Linked DNA regions of Homo sapiens: region 1 is linked to region 2. Evidence: chromatin loops called from intact Hi-C (ENCODE). Cell type or tissue: MCF 10A. All regions are shown on one strand. Each heading gives the region's core, and the rest is flanking DNA. Links, peaks and the distances in the headings are about the cores only. Region 1 has its middle 150 kb from the start of ZNF248. Region 2 has its middle 220 kb from the start of LINC00993.

The links. Hi-C counts contacts between places; a loop is a spot of excess contacts. Peaks named below come from ENCODE experiments on the same cell type or tissue, not always from the same donor. Only the 100,000 strongest peaks of a DNase experiment are listed, where the experiment ranks them.
Region 1: it touches region 2 in a loop (8-fold over the local background); 3 of 110 quality-filtered maps call a loop at or near these places.

The regions. Positions count from the first base shown.
Region 1 is chr10:37,703,409-37,711,741 of GRCh38, reverse strand. No RefSeq gene overlaps it. Among named protein-coding and RNA genes, the nearest start is that of ZNF248, 150 kb to the left of the region's middle. In MCF 10A, for the core only: no CTCF peak of the experiment used is centred there; no DNase peak of the experiment used is centred there.
Region 2 is chr10:37,520,901-37,529,233 of GRCh38, reverse strand. It overlaps the pseudogene TACC1P1. Among named protein-coding and RNA genes, the nearest start is that of LINC00993, 220 kb to the right of the region's middle. In MCF 10A, for the core only: a CTCF peak has its summit at 3,675 (motif pointing left); no DNase peak of the experiment used is centred there.

The DNA.
Region 1 (8,333 bases), core at 151-8,150, 180 kb before region 2:
TGGCTGAGTTCCCAAGGACAGCTGAGTGTGCTTTGGAGACAGCCAGCAACTTCTATTAGCCCTGATAAAATTCTAGCAGTTTTTTCTGGGAGTGTCTTCTGCAGGAGGGGCCGGTGGGCAAGTGGTCAAGGGTGGCTGTTTTCCCAGCAGTGAGGCACTGGTGGGACAGGATGAGGTGCTGAAGCCCCACTGGCTTGTCCTGGGCTGCAGTCCCCTACCTGGTCCTGTCTGCTCCTCTGGCACCTGCAGGCACTGCCCAAGCACATGTGGCTGCTTTTGCTCCCAGTTCCCTGTCCCTATCTCTGGGGTCCCAAAGATAGAAGGCCCCCGAGTGATCTCATCAAGGCCAAGAGGGCCTCGCAGGGCAGAGAGGAGGCCCCCACTTGAACAGCTGTGGCCTGCAGTCCCCTCCGCGCCTGCTGGACTGGGTGCCAGGCATGACTGCCTGCACTGGCAAGAGAGGCCCTGGCCTGAGAAGCTCCTATCCTGGCAAAAAGCATGCCTGAGCTGGGAAGGACCCAGGCGCTGACCTGACCATCTCACCACTGCTAAGGACAATGTTCTGGATAGCTTGCAGGTCCAGATGTCTGCCAGAGACCTCACTACTTGGTCAGTCTCTGCTAAGGCTCAGAGGAGACTGGGAGGAGATGGGGACCAGGGTTGGACCACTTCTGACTCTGCATCAGTAGCCCTTAGTCATGCCCTTGGTATGTGACACAGGCACAGCGGGTTCGCAGCAGAGCAACCACAGCTGAGCAGGCTGGCCTGTGCTAGCTGCTGCTGCCTTCTGTCCTGCCATCAGCAAATGCAGGGAAGTGCTGTAGAGAGGGGTAGGGGAGTCTTAGAATTAGGGGATCCTACAGCAGGGATCCACAGGCCTTCTGAAGGTGTATCCAACAGAAACTTTGTCTGCTGTGTGTGGTCTGTACGTCCTTGTCTAGCTTTCATCAGAATTCGTTTTGTTTTGTTTTGGAGACAGAATCTCACTCTGTCACCTAGGCTGGAATGCAGTGGTGCAGTCACGGCTCACTGCAGCCTCAACCTCCTGGGCTCAAGTGATCCTCCTACCTCAGCCTCCTGAGTAGCTGGGATTACAGGCACATGCCACCATACCTGGCTAATTTAAAACATTTGTTTTTGTAGAGACAGGGTCTCCCTATGTTTGCCCAGGCTGGTCTTGAACTCCTGGGCTCAAGTGATCCTCCCACCTCAGCCTCCCAAAGTGCTGGAGTTATAGGTATGAGCCACTGCAGCTGGCCTCATCAGATTCTTAAAGAGGCTCATGACCCAAATAAAGTCAAAACTGGGGTGTGGGACACAGAGGGCTCCAGGACTCCCTGCCCCTGCACAGGCCATTGTGGAAGTGAAGTGAACCCTACTCTGGCACCAGCAGGTCACACGTTATGTATGTTAAAGTACATGCTACTAGTGGAGTCAGGTAACAGGGACAGGAGTAGGAAAGAAGGGACATCAGTTACCTCTGGGGATAAGACAGATCTCTCAGATCTTCCAAAACCCTAAAGACAAAACACACTTCATAATTTTAAAATTATGCAATTTGGAAACTTAAACATTGGGTTGTACTGGACACTTTTTGATAACATGGTGAGCTAGGTACCTGGATCAGCTCTTGCACTGAAAACAACTGAAAACCTGGACAAAATTTTATAAATAATCCTTTTAACATGTATTAAGGATTTAGCCAAAAAGCAAGAACTTCTCAAATCCAAACATTTAGCGACTACAGCCACCCAAAAGGCAAGCCAAGGCCTGACACCAGTGCGTGGCCTGAGGGAATTTGCCAGCAACGGGAAGTTGAACTTCCAGTTTCATGACTTCCTGGTGGGCAGAGGGCAGAAGTCGAAACCCATGGCAGGCCCAGATTTCTACAGGAAATCCCCACAGAGCTGAGACCCCAATCAGCTATCTGTTCAAAGTGAGGGGCAACTGGAAATAAATCTGCCTCTCCCAAGGGTATAACAGAAAACCAGCCATTTGAACCTCAGTGCTGAGAGGAGAGAGGTGAAAAACCCTGCTGAGAATTTATCAACGGAAGCCGGTGGTCTCCATGTAGATTTTCAGCCTGAATTCATAAGATCTAGGTGGTCTGAAAACCTCAAGATGGAAGTTCAATTTTCAATGAGACAGAGTGGTGGTGGTCCCAGGTACCTGAAAGATGGAAGACAAATCCCTGCAGGAACCCACAAATAATACTCCAAGGTAAAATGAAATGCTTACAGAAAAAAATAACCACACATGTAAACCAAGGAATAGAATTCATAGCCCAGAAACAATCCTCATAATCTATATACCACATGTGTGCATGATCAGTGAGGAACAGGCTGAGTTTTCTAATCAGTGGTCCTTAGAAGACTGCAAATCCATGTGGAAAAAACTAAAATTATATGCCCACTTCATACCATTTACAAACATCAATTCCAAGTGGATGAAGTATCTACATGTAAAAGAAATATAAAGCTTTTAGAAGAGACTATGTACAATTATCTTTAGGACCAACAAGTGCCTCAGAAACAAAAAGCATAAACAATTTTGATAATGTCCTGGGGCATGAATTTCTCTAGTCTGATAAAATTAGTTTTAGACAGGGATAATATTTGGATTTTTTTCTAGTCCCAGTAGGGCTCTTTTCTTGGTTCTTCCTGGTAAACTTGCTGGCCTAATGTTGACTTGTTGCTTACAGAGTGATCAGCCTCCTCTTTGCCTGCTAAAATCTCCGTTGTTTTTGAGATAGCCCTTAGACATGAATTTGCCCACACTATTTCAAATAACCTCCGTCTTCAGGGGAGAACTTTGGAGTTTGGAACTCTGTGTTCTCATGAGTAGCCTTTACTCCTGAGAAAAACAGCTACACACTCCTCTTGCCACTGGATGGGAGTGGAAGCCTCTGATCTTTTCCACTTGACTTGACTGGAGTGCAACCTATACCCTGTGAGTGAGCTGGGTGAGAGTAGTCAGAGCCTCCATATTCTCAGCCCACTGAACCTGGGGTAGAGCCTCCACCCATGATTCAGGAAGTAGAAAAAAAGAGCCCCTACTTCTCAGCAGCACTCTCTGTCTGGACTTTACCACACAGAGTTGGAGGGGATGATGAGTCTTGGTGGCCTGCCCCTCCCAGGGAGATACAATGCATTCGTTTCCATGGCTAGTGTAAGAAAGAATCACACACTTGGGGTCTTAAAACAGAAATCTATCTTGCCATAGTTCTGGAGGCCAGAAGTCTGCAATCAACACTACAGGACTGAAATTGAGGTGCTGGCAGGGCTGCAGTCCCCCTGGTTGCTCTGGGGCAGGATCCATTCCTTGCCTCTTCTGCCTTCTGGCAGCTGCCAACCTTCCTCTGCTTGTGGCAGCTGCACCCAATCTTTGCCTCTGTGGTCACACTGACTCGTCTTCTTCTGTTCTGTGTTAAATCTCCCTCTGCCTCTTTCTTATAAGGGCATCTGTGATGGCATTTAAGGCCCACTCAGATAATCCAAGATGAGCTCTTCATCTTAAGGTTCTTGACTTAACCACACCTGCAAAGACCCTTTATCCTTACAAGGTAATGTTTACAAGTTCCAGGGATTAGGACCTGATATGTTTGGGGGACCATTGTTCTGTCTGCCATGTACCGTATCTTTTGACTAGGAATTGAAGGGTAAGGGAGCCTCATTTTCTTGGCCACTACCAAGAGGGATGTTTCCAGCAGATGGAGCTGGAGACAGGGTATGGAGTGAGGGAGCAGGCTGTGGCTCAAATGCTACAGATTCTCATGGTCTTGCCAAGTTTCAGTATATTTTCTTGAATAAGTGTTTCTTCATCTGCTATATGCCTCAGGATAATTTTAAGAGGCTTTGAGCTTTAAATTTTTGGATTTTAAAAAATGATTTTTATCTGTCATGTTTATTTTGCTGGGAGTGCATCAATAGAGCTCCTCCTGGGGCTGTTCCCAGTGCAGAATAATGTCTGGTTTTCGTGTTCTTTTTCCTCTTTTTCTGTCTTCTTTTTGCATTAATCAAGTATTTGTGATTACATTTTAGCATTTATTTTGATTCGTTAGCTATAACTCTTTGTTTTGTTATTTTAGTGTTTGCTTTAAGTGCTATAGTGTGGGTCTTTAACTGATCACAGTCCCTTCAAGCAATCTTGGCATCACAGGACTTTAGCAGAGCCTGAGATTTTTATAGTGAGATACTTCCTCCACTCTTCTCCCTGCGTTTATGCTATTGTTGCCAATGCTATTGTCACACTTCACTTTTACCTATCACAGACCCCAATATACATTGTTACTGTTTTTCAAAAGAATCAATTTTCTTTTAAAGAGACCTAAATAATAAATTTACCTATGTAGTTCCCACCCGTAGTGATTTTCATTCCTGTTTGTACATCTAGATCTCCATCCAGTATCACTTTACCTGATGGACTTCTTTTAACATTTCTTGCAGACAAGATCTGCTGGTGATGATTTCAGCTTCCATATGTCTGAAGAAGCCTCAATTTCATCTTCATATTTGAAATGTATTTTTGCTGGGTGTGCAATCCTCTGATGACAGTTTTGTCCAGTCAGTGCTTAAATGATGTCTCTCCACTGACTTCTCGCCTGCATTGTTTCTGGTGAAAAATCTCTTATCTTCATGATCTTTGGTCCTCTTGATGAAATGTTTCCTTGTTTTTCTGGCTGCTTTGAAGATGTTTCTTTGTTGCTGGTTTTAAGCAATTTGATCATGATTGCACCTTGGTTTTCTTCCTGCTTCTTGTGCTTGTGCTTGTGGTTGGCTGTGCTTGCACTAGAGTTTAAAGTGTTCATCCAGTTTGGACACTCTTCAACCACTATTTCTTCAAATATTTTTTTCTGTTCCCACACTCCTTTGGTCACTACAATTCCAACATATATTAGGCTACTTGAAGATTTTCCCTCAATTTGCTGATGCCCTTTTCATTCATTTGTATTCCTAATTCCTTGTGTAGTTCATTTTGGGTAGTCCTTATGGCAATGTCTCTAGTCCACCAAGCTCCTTTGTAATGTCTAATGTGCCGGTCATGCCATCAAGTGTACTATTTATCTCAGACATTGTAATGTTCATCTCTAGAAGTACAATTCAGGCACTTTCATCTTTCTCCTTACCTTATTTTTAATTTTGTGTTTTGAAATAATAGATTCACAGAAAGTTGCTGAAAAAAAAAACATGCAGGAAAGTAGAACTAGGGTTAATGACTAGAAGCCAAGGGAAGCCCAGTGTAGCTCAAAATAAGGATGTGGTTCCTGTCAGAGAAGCCTCCAGAAGAAATGGGCTGCCTGGCATGTGATGAGTTCCCTTTCAACAGGGACCTAGCAGAGCATGGATGCCTGATTGGCAGAAAGGCTGCGGTAAGATTTGTGTATTTAACGCAGAACCAGCTTGGAAGGTACCCTCAGTGAGTTATAGATCTGCTCCAGGGAACGACACCTACACATTATTTATCAGAGATGGAAAAGTGGGGTTGCAGGGAAGGGAGAGCCTCTCCCCTTCTCTGACCCTCAGATTTTGCCCCTCCCCAGATCACAAGGATGAAGTTCCCTCCTGTGGCAAACATTCTCCCAACCTCTTCTTGCCCTCAGCACCTGCTTTAGTTTGGGGTTGCAATGTGCTCCACTTCAGAGGCTGCAATTCTGTTTGGTCCAGTCCAGTTATAGCAGCTGGGCTCTCCTTTGTCAGACACTAGCTTCACTAGACACTCTAGCAGTTAAGAGTGGCCACGTGACCACAGTGGTCACAGTTCAGTCAAGATGAGGAGAAGCTATTGGCAAGAAGGCTTTGGCTTTCTGAAAAATGAGGGAGGTGGAAGAAGACATTTTGCTGGTGCCATCTCTTCCCTTTGTGATACATGTGATGCTTGGGGCTGCAGCAGCCATCTTTGAAGCATGAAGGAAGGTGAGGGGACTGTAGAGACAGGAGCCAGGCCTCACAGGGGTTTAACTGTAACAGGCACCTGGAGCCACCCACCTCTTCATTCTCTGGATATTAGATTGTTAATGCCTTTATTATTTAAGCTTGGGGTTAACAAATTTTGGCCCCAGGTGGGTTTGCCCTCTGCAAGCCACACTCAGTCCAAATCCCTGCCACACCACCCTGGGCCTGAGATTCAGGGCTGAGGGGAGCTGCAGGGAGCCCCCACCTGCTCCATCCATGCACCTGGGCTGGCTTAGGAGAAGGCAGTGCCTATCTCAGCTGCACCCCCACTTCTCTGTGTCATCCAGAGAGACCACCCTCTCTGGGCCTGAGCCACCCACCTGGGACCAGAGAGAAGGGCCTGGAAATGTGCTCCAGGGCTCCATTGGGCCAGCAGGGAGTGGAGGCACCAAGCGTTCATCATCTACCCCAGAGATGGGATAGAAGGTGCACAGACAGGCCAGGTGGACAGGGTCCTCTCCTGAAACCAAGGCAGAGCCTCTGAAGCAGGAGATGGTGGCCCCCATTTAAGGACATCATAAGGGAAGAGGAGAAGGGCAAGATGGTAAGTTCTTGACCCCTGTGACTAACCCACCCAGGCAGAACTGTGTGCCAGAGTAGGGTGGTTGCTTTTGCGTGCAAAAGCCTGGAAGACACAGGTGCTCCATGTCCCTGCTCATGTCTGTCCCACCAGCCACAAGACATGCAGTCAGCCAGCCAAGCCCTACACAAGGATGACACCAGGTACCCGGACCTCAGCCACAGCAATGCTCAGCTTAGAGGCTCTAGAGCAGGGCCAGCATCTTCCTCCAGCCTCCATTGCTCCCCTGAACAGGTCAGCAGGGAGTTCTGCCTGTGCAGGGTCCCACTCAGGTCAGCACTGGTCCTTTGTGGGCCTTCCCTGATGGCTCACCAGGGTGAGGAAGCCCTTTCCAGGACCTCACCCCACGAGGTCTGTGCCTCCCCTGTGGCCCTGCCCCAGTCTCCCTGAAGTCAGGCTGGCATGCATCCTGTGTGCATGCGGGAACCTCCCAGGCAGCCCCAGCAGCCTCTGACCTACTGTGGGCATTGGGAGCCTGTGGGAACTGGCAATGCCAGGGACAGGCTTGGTGCCCAACTCACTCTGCCCTGGCAGGAAGCAGTGCCTGGCCAGCCCTCTGCCGCTGCATTCGAGACTCTCCAAGAAACTGAGTTACAGCTAGTGGTGGCTTGGGGTGGTCCAAGGAGGAGGCTTCTCTGGGCAACTGTGGAGGAGATATTTTTAGGTTCTGCTGTGTTTTTCATAAGAAAATATTTTTAGACCAAATTCATCCTGAGCAACAACATGCGGCTTCTAGCTAATTATGGAATTAATCATCAGGGCTGTGATGGTGTGGGCAAGCAGATGAGGAGCATGCCAGTGCCATTCCACCAACAGGTACACATGCAGGAAGGCCACAGCCACTGAGACCACAGAGCACACTGAGTCTGGGGCACCTGCCACCTCCCTCCCTCAGACTAGCTTGGCCCTGATCCTGCAGGAAACCCGAGCAGTCTAGCAAGGGCTTGGGGGCTTCCCCACAGCTGCAGATCCTCCCAGGGAAAAAGAAAGGTGCAGTTGCCAAGGGCCACCCCTCTCCTGGGAGGTGGGAAGCCCAGCAAAAGTTTGGGGCCTCCTGTGTCTTTTCTCTGGGGCCACTGGCACTGTGCTCCTGGCCATGTTGCAGTCACAAGGCTGGGAGCCAGTGCTTGCTTGGTAACCCCATGGGGCCCAAAGGTCCAGGGGCACAGCACGCAGGTATGTGGGTCATGCCCTGTGAGAGGGGGGCTGTGATCCCTCCAGGGACCAGCCCCAGGCCTGGACTCTGGTGTACCCTGACTCAGGGTCACCGTCTCTTTCCAATTCATACAAAAGCTCATTGAGGGCACTGACAGTTCAAGATGGTTCAGGGGTGCAGGCTCTTCACCAAGAATTCTCCCCGAGGACCCCCTGGCACACCTGAAATCAACCAGGTCTTCCTCCTGCATTAACCCCCATGGGGCACTCCAGAAAAGGCAGTGAGGAGACAAAGCTCCTGGCCTAGCTTCAGGCTGCTTTGGCCACAGCAGAGAAATTCCCCTGAAATTCAGAGACAGATCCTCACCTCAGGCCTTCATAGCCCCTACAGGAATCAGGTGCTGGAGCCCGGCCCAGGTCGGTACCCCTTGCGGCCCTTCTCTCTAATTTCTCTTTCTTCCATTAGACTCAGAAAGCTCAAGTCTCCACTGCCAAAGCCCCTCACAGCACCCTCTACAGCTTGCCCCATCCCTGATGGCCTCACCATCCTCCCTTTTGTGCCCCCAGAAACCCTCAAGTCATCTTTGACTCTTCCTTGTCCTAGACCCACAGGCCTCACCAACCTTCCTCGCTGACCTGCCCACACA
Region 2 (8,333 bases), core at 187-8,186:
AAGAACAAAAGGATCTCGTTGCAATCAGATGGGCTTGGGTTTTGGTTTATGTGTGTTTTGCAATTAGTTCATATGGTCATGGATGCATACTGTTTATTGCTAGAATGTAACAGAGGTCAATGTCAATTTTATTCATGATTTCTATTTTTATAATTATAATTATTAAGAAACCTTATTTATATAAACGATAGATGAAACAGAAGGTAGTTCTGTAACAGAAGGACTTTCAATTCTTTGAACCCCTTTCCAAGTCATGTGCCCAAAAATTCTATCATCAAAGATTATTTTTAGATCTATCAGCTAACAACTCAGGTCTTCTTATTTTGTCGAAACCAATGAATTGGGAAACCATCTGACTTAAGAAAAATATCTTTCAGTTATTAGAGTCAATTATCTTCTTAGAACCTATACCAATATTTCAGATCTTCCCTTTGGTGCCCTGGAGACTTTCACACCCTGTGGTGATGCATCTTTGTAGCTTTTAGTGAGAGTTTTACAAAAAAAAAAAAATGGAGACAAAGAGAGAGAGAGAGTCATTGTGAAAGGGTTCCCTTTTCTTCAGGCGCCTTTTCTTCAGGGACAGTGAGGATCTGGAAATTGGTTTCTCAGGCACTCATTGGAAAGTCCTTATGATCCACTCCCGCTGGGGGACCCCTGGTCTAAGAGACATTCTGGGGATGAGCACAGACTCACCTGAGAACATGCACCCAGGCAAGAGACTGAGTTTCATGCTTCTTCACCTTAAAGCCACTCCTGGCAAGAGAAGAAACATAAAAAAGCTAATTTGGAACCACACTGACAACTGTCAAGGTATGAAATGGGACAGAGAGCAGTGTGTGCAGATAGAAGCCAAAGCGTACAGCACCACACACACCATACATCTACCTGTGAGAGAGGCAGGGACACCTTTTATGCCTCTGAGTTTTCTCTGGAGAGAAGAGGTAAGCAAAGACCTAGAGCGGGGCTCATTCTCTGAAAAGACCCCCTTGCTTGCTTCTGTGAGTTTTCAAACACTAGCACTCTGATGTCTATGGTTTTTAATTACACACCACCAAAAGCTTTTCAGACAGTAGAGCCTTAGCAGCTGGAGACATTCAGTTCCTCTGAGCCTCCCTTGCTTGGCTTTGACATTCATTAGAAAAATCATCACGCTGGACTGGTTTCTTTAAAAATTCTTTATTTCACCAAAAGCCACAGAAGTCTCATAAAACAGTTCCAGTTAGACTTGTGTGTTCACAGACAAGAACTGTGGTCAATAAAAAGTGTAAAAATAAAAATATGTGAGTAAACGGTTACCATTCCTATTAAGTAGTAAGATGGAAGATGAATGCCACATATTACACCAAGCCTGAAGCTGGGGAAAGCTTGAACCACCTGTTATTTGTAGACTAGCACAAAATTTGTGATTACAGGACTAATTGAGATTCTGTTCTGTTTTAATAAACTTAGAATTTTCAGTAAAAACACCGTGACCAAAAAAAGAAAAAAAATTTGCAACTTCTTTCTTTTGCAAGAAAAAATAAAAAGACAACCACATAAGTTACCAGAATGTGCATAATCATTACTTCATGATCTTCTTTCCCTAGTTTTCCTACTGAGTGCCACCCTCTGCCACCAAACTCAAGTTGAGCTGACTCAGTAAAATTAACTGTTCCAAGCCAGTAGCTTTATCTTACCAAAAGTCAATGATTTCCAATATTAAATAGCAGAACAGTCCCTCAAACCACTGCTTGAGGCCAAGCCAGCTCTTGGTATTGTCAAAGCACCACGTGACACTTGCCAGGCTAGGGAGTGCAAGTTCTCACACCTAAGGTGTAAAGGCCAAGCCCCACTCCCTGAGGTGCGGACACCTACAAAGCTTAGCTAACTCATGAAGTGGCCAGTGAAATACAAAAAATCATCAAAAGATCAAACTCAGAAGCAAACCATGCTATGGAGAGATGGCTCAGGGAGGATGGGAGAGAAAACTGCCAATGGTCCCAGGGACAAACAGAAACAGCAGGAGTACTTACAACAGAAAACAGAGAAATTTCACTTGTTTAATAATCCCGATGCACCAACAAAATTAAGAGACAGGAAAGACACAGAGGGAGAAAAAAATCATGTAAAGACTGGAATATTCAACTCCAGTCTTGCAGATGTAAAAGCTGCACAATTCTTTCTATGAGGTGAGATACTAATTTAAAATGTCATATTCATGAATGTTATCACTAGTGAGTGAATGATTAACAGACCTCAACCATAAGAGAGACTGGTAGAAACACTCAGAAATGCCGCAAATTCAAATTTGTAGATGAAAAGTAAACTTCCAAGAGGTCTAGCACTGCTTTCTTGTATAAAGAACAAGAAAACAAGATTTTTGGTTGCATAAGGACCTTTAAAAAAACCTATTAAGTGTATTAGATCAAGAAGTTCATTTGACAAAAACAGAATAGGGGAAAAAGGCTACCTACCAGGTGAGGGTGGTAGGACTCGAAAGATGGTATTTCTTGCTACTGATTATAAAGTGTAGAATGAATTACCCTCTCTTTGGCCCAGATTTCATCTTATTTGACATGAATGCACTGCTTGCATGCAACTGAAAGGCTCACAAACGACTCCTTATCGACTTCAGTAGGCTGAAACATCTCACATTTAGAGGAGGAAGTAACTAGGCAGTGATGTGCCCAGTACATACCCCAACTACTGTCTAGAGAGAACTAAATAACCTTAAAAGCCACAAAAGAGGGCACCAAGTCAATAATATTTTTCAACAACCATTTAACTGCTGATATATAATCAAAGAACAGATCCAGAGTTACTAATGACATTTCACTCCCCTTAGACGTTCTGGGGCTGCTGAAGAACTGACTCCTACATCGCTCTATTTTCTTGGTACTTTAGTCCATCCTTCTGCTCTTTAAACTTCTGGGTGTCTTCCTTTCTGCTGTAACTCACCATGGCATCTGGAGTTTTTCTTTAAGTCATAGCAACACTGAGAAGCATTTCCCCAACTGATCTATAGTGACAACTACAAACACAGTGCTTCTTGCACTCCTTTTCCATACTTCATGCTGCAACTCCTTGGTCCTTCTTTATATCTACATTTTACTGAAACGTTTTAGCAAAATGTCACAGGGCCGCAAAAGGAAGTACAGTCATGTGCCACGTAATAAACTTTCGGTCATGTGGTGGTCCCGTAGGGTTATAATGGAGCAGAAAAACTATTGCCTAGTGATGTCCTGACAATCCTGACCCTGTGTAAGCCTAGGCAATTTGTGTGTCTGTGCCTTAGTTTTTAACAAAAAAGTTTAAAAAGTAAACAAATAAGTAATTTTAAACAAAGAAAACTTATGAACTAGGGATATAAAGAAATAAAATATTGTGTATAGCTGTTCCATGTGTTTGTTTTTTAAGCTAATTACTATTACAAAAGAGTCAAAGCTTCTTTAAAAGTTCAAAAGTTGATAAAGTAAAAGAGTAAATTTAATTTACTATAGAAGGAAGAGTTTTTAAAAATAAATTTAGTGTACCTGAAGGATACAGTGTTTATACAAGCTACAGTAGTGTACAGGAATGTCCTAGGCCTTCACATTCACTCACCACTCACTCATTGACTCACTCAGAGCAACTTCCAGTCCTGCAAGTTCCATTCATGGTAAGCGCCCTCTACAGGTGTATTATTTTTTATCTTTTATACCATATTTTTACTGTACCTTTTCTATGCTTAGATATGTTTAGATACACAAATGCTTACGACTGTGTTACAATTGCCCACAGTAGTTTGTTTTCTTGTTTTTTTGTTTGTTTGTTTGTTTTGTTTTGTTTGTTTTTAGACAGGGTTTTGTTCTGCCAGCCAGGCTGCAGTACAATGGCAAAATCATGGGTCACTGCAGACTCAACCTCTTAGGCTCAAGCAATCCTCCTGCCTCAGCCTCCTGAGTAGCTGGGACTACAGGCATGCACCACCACTCCCAGCTATTTTTTTTAAAAAACTTAAGAGACAGGAGGTGTGTTTTGGCAGCGGGGGGCATCTCACTATGTTGACCAGGCTGGTCTCAAACTCCTGGCCTCAAGGGATCCTCCCACCTTAGCCTCCCAAAATGTTGGTATTATAAGTGTGAGGCATCACACCTAACACCTATAGTATTCAGTACAATAATGTGATGTACAGGTTTGTAGCCCAGGAGCAATAGGTTGTACCATTTAGCCTAGGTGTGTAATAGTCTACATCACCTAAGTTTGTGTAAGTTGACTTTATGATGTTCACACAAAAAAATCACCTAAGGATGCATTTCTCAGAACTACCCTGTGGCTAAGCGATGTATGACTGTATTATAATGTACTCAACTAAAGTTTTGTGATAAACTAATCCTGTAGCAAAGTTAAACTGAAACTTGATATAGAATGTGACCTTAAGTGATTACGCTGAAAACTCCAAGGACCTTGCAAAAGTCAGATGATTTCCCAGGAGAGATGAGAGATGGGGGGACTGATTAAACCAACTAATTTACTCAGTTTTATCTGATCATTTAAAATATTCTTGATTCTAATTGGAAATTTACCTCCTTGCTGATGAGTTAGAAACTACATATGGAAACAAGAATGCTCACCAAATTTTAGTGGTAGATTTGTTTCCAACAAAAGATCACAGTTTTCTGTTTATGTAAAAAGACTTTCTACAAGACCCTTTTGAGCCATTTTCTACACGTTATTGATACTACATAGGTAATTTATAGGACTGGAATTTCTGTTTTTTCCATAAAGAATCTGAAGACAGTGGCCAGCACTGACATTTGAATTCTGTCTATAATGTGACTCCTGACAGCCTCGCCAGGATTTCTGAAAACCGTCGAATCTCTACCTACCTATCTTATGCCACTCTTTATTTTTTTTAAACATAAAGACGTCTCCAGGCCCAGGGAAAGGAGCTTACCTCATTAAGCTGAGGATTCAGAAACAAGACAACAATCTGAAAAGGAAACGTCTGGTATTTCTTTTCTTTTTTTTTTTTTTAATACTCTAAGTTTTAGGGTGCAGCACACCAACATGGCACATGGTATTTCTGATTCTACACAAGTTAGGCCAAATAGGGAAGACTATAGGATAATGTTATAAGCTTTGTATCAACCTTGGTGGACCTCAAAGGTAAATTCAGTTCACCAAAGCCAAAAGTAGCCATCTGACAAACTCACAGAGAAGACACAGAGCGTGACACCCAGCACCCACTGTCACTCATTATTCAATGTGACTTTGCCTTCTTGGGTGATTCTAATATTTCTTTAACATGATTTCCAGTGGGAGAACAAAAGTCACTGCTTGTTAAGGTCACAGTTGGTTTAAAGGGATCCATGGATTTATCAAAGTTATTTGGGTCAAAGTGGTAGAAGCCCTCAGAAGACAGGGTTGGGGAGTTCTGCAGAATGGAGTGGCTCCCAAAGGGGTTGAAGCTGGGCTTATCCCACTGACTAGGATCTAGCTTGGAAGACACTTGGGAGAGAGGCCCATCTTATGCCACTGTGTCTGTAGGCTTTTCGACACCTGCTTACTTACTGATACCATCTTTTTGTATCTTGTGAGTCAGTTTGCTACCCGGTTTCTTGCCAAGTTTCCTTGGAAGGGCTTTCGTAGTGCTGGGAGTTTCTTTAAGGTCAGGAGGAGACTTCTGGAACCCGGCACTTCCTAACAAAGAAGGACTTGTGTTCTCATCCACCTCTTCAGGACTGAAGTGGTAGGATGCCTTGGGGAGAGGTGTGCCTTCCACAGCAGTGCCGGCATCTGAGAACTCTCCTTCAATTGCTTTCTTCCTCAGAGGGACAGGCTTGGGCTTTCTCAGCTTGCTTCTTCTGCTGGGCACAGGCTCTAGACAGGAGTTTCCAACTTTTAGATCAGCTTCTGTGGAAGCCTCTAGGGTGACTCCCATGTCACCTTCTGTCATTGCCTTGTCCTGGAGGGCGTCTGGAGGGCTAGAAGGCAGGCCTTGCCTGAGACTGCAGTTACACAGCCATGAGCTGGTTTTGTTCTGACGGCTGCCAGGATACCCGTGGAATCCTTCGCTTCTATTGAAAATGGCCTCACGATGGAAATGTTGCTAAAATCATATTCAGGTTCTTTGAAATCCTTGACTGAGAAAGAGTCAATGGCCTTCTGTGGTGCCTCATTTTCTGACAGTTTAGAACAAGTCTCAGATGAACATTTTTCAACCACTTCTGCTACCAGCTTTCCTCATCAGCTTCCTGTGATTCTAAAATGAAACACAAAACCGTCCATTAAAGAATTGTCTTTCTGGCATTGGTAAATATTCTCTCCTACCTGAGTTCACATAAGCAAACAGCAAGTTCTTCCCTCTTTGCTTTTATTAAGCATCTCTAAAGTTCAGCAAGGACGGCAGCACAGCCTAAAAGAGAACAGCTGGCACAGCACCCTAAAATGAATTCTTGATCCCAAATTGTGTATGCGCATTATCCAAGTGATATGAATAACAAGTACACCAAAAGAGCTATTTAGAAAAATGATAGAGCAAGAGTCTATATGCTGCAATGCATATTATGTGATGTTAACATTCTATAGGTTAAAACTGGTCTGAACGAATTTTTAGAAACCAACAGCTTCAGTGCAGGGAGGCATATTGGCACTGAGACAGTTCCTAGGCACAGCCTGACAGCTTCAGGGTCAGAACTTTATGGAGTGAACAGATTTGAATCTTTGGATGTTAAAACCACAAGTATTCACAGAACAGAATTTATATAGACTGTTTCAAAAATAAATTAAAAAATAAATTAAGAAACCTACTGTGACCAGCTCAAAATCATCTCTCTGTAGACCTGAAAACTAAAAGAACCAAGAAAGCTAATTTGAAAAACCAGATACGGAAATGGTTTTAAAACAAATAGCCCTTATTTTACTAAGACACAAATTATAAAACAATGAAGTTATTTTTTCTTTAGAACCACTGTCTCTAAGCCAGGCCAGGAATTCTCTAAATCACTTGTGAAAAATAAAAATCATTTTTGACTGGGGTCATACTGGGATAAGAGCTGCAAATATTAGGAAGCTGTAAATGAGGTAATTTTGTTAAACTAAAGTGATTTCCTGACGTAGATACCTGAAACAAGGGTGGTAGAGAAAACTCAGTAAATAGGTGTACATAATATCTCATTATTTTAAAGGAAAATAAGAGATAACCCTCCAAATCCTATTTCATAATCCTAATCCAGGATCAGAGTCCAGTACCAGAAATATCACTAGAATAGCTTGTTGTTTGTTGTTGTTGTTGTTGTTGTTGTTGTTGCTTTTTTTTTTTTTCTTGAGACAGTGCCTCTGTTACCCAGGCTAGAGTGCAGTGGCGTGATAATGGCTTACTGCAGCCTTGACCTCTCAGGCTCGAGTGATACTACCACCTCAGTCTCCTAAGAACTGGAACCACAGGCATGATCCACCATGCTTGGCTATTTTTTATTTTTTATTTTTATTTTTAATGTAGAGATGTGATTTTGCCATGATGCCCCAGCTGATCTCGCTGGCTTAAGCAGTCTGCCTGCCTCTGCCTCCCAAAGTGCTAGGATTACAGGTATGAACCACTGTGTCCAGCCTGTTTTTATTTTATTTTATTTTATTTGAGATGGAGTCTCGCTCTGTCGCCCAGGCTGGAGTGCAGTGGCGTGATCTTGGCTCACTGCAACCTCTGCCTCCCGGGCTCAAGCAATTCTCCTGCCTCAGCCTCCTGAGTAGCTGGGATTACAAGTGCCTGTCACCACGCCTAGCTAATTTTTGTATTTTTAGTAGAGATGGGGTTTCACCATGTTGGTCAGGCTGGTCTTGAACCCCTGACCTCGTGATCCACCCACCTCCACTTCCTAAAGTGCTGGGATTACAGGCATGAACCCCCGCGCCCGGCCTGTTTTTATTTTTTTAAGGGGTCTCTCACTTTTGCTCAGGCTGGAGTGCAGTGGTGTGATCATAGCTCACTGCAGCCTCAAACTCCCGGGTTCAAGCAATCTTCTCACCTCATTTGTCTGAGTAACTGGGATTTGGAAGTTTTTTAAAGCACTCACACACCTTTCTCATGAATATTTTATGATTATTATTGGGTAGTGGTTTATAAATTATACTCCACAGAGTTGCTTCAGATATTCTGCAAATGTCCAGTTTAAATTTTTAAAATATATGTTTAAATATTATTAATACCATAATGTGTTAAAACTTCTCAATGCTTTATAACTAGAATTTGGTTTAAAATATTTCAGGAGGATTTTTAAAAATAGAGATAGTAAGTATGGCAAAATCTTGGTAACTGTTGTCCAGGGATAGGTATACGGGAGTTTCCATTGTACTATGTTCTCTGTCCTACAGTC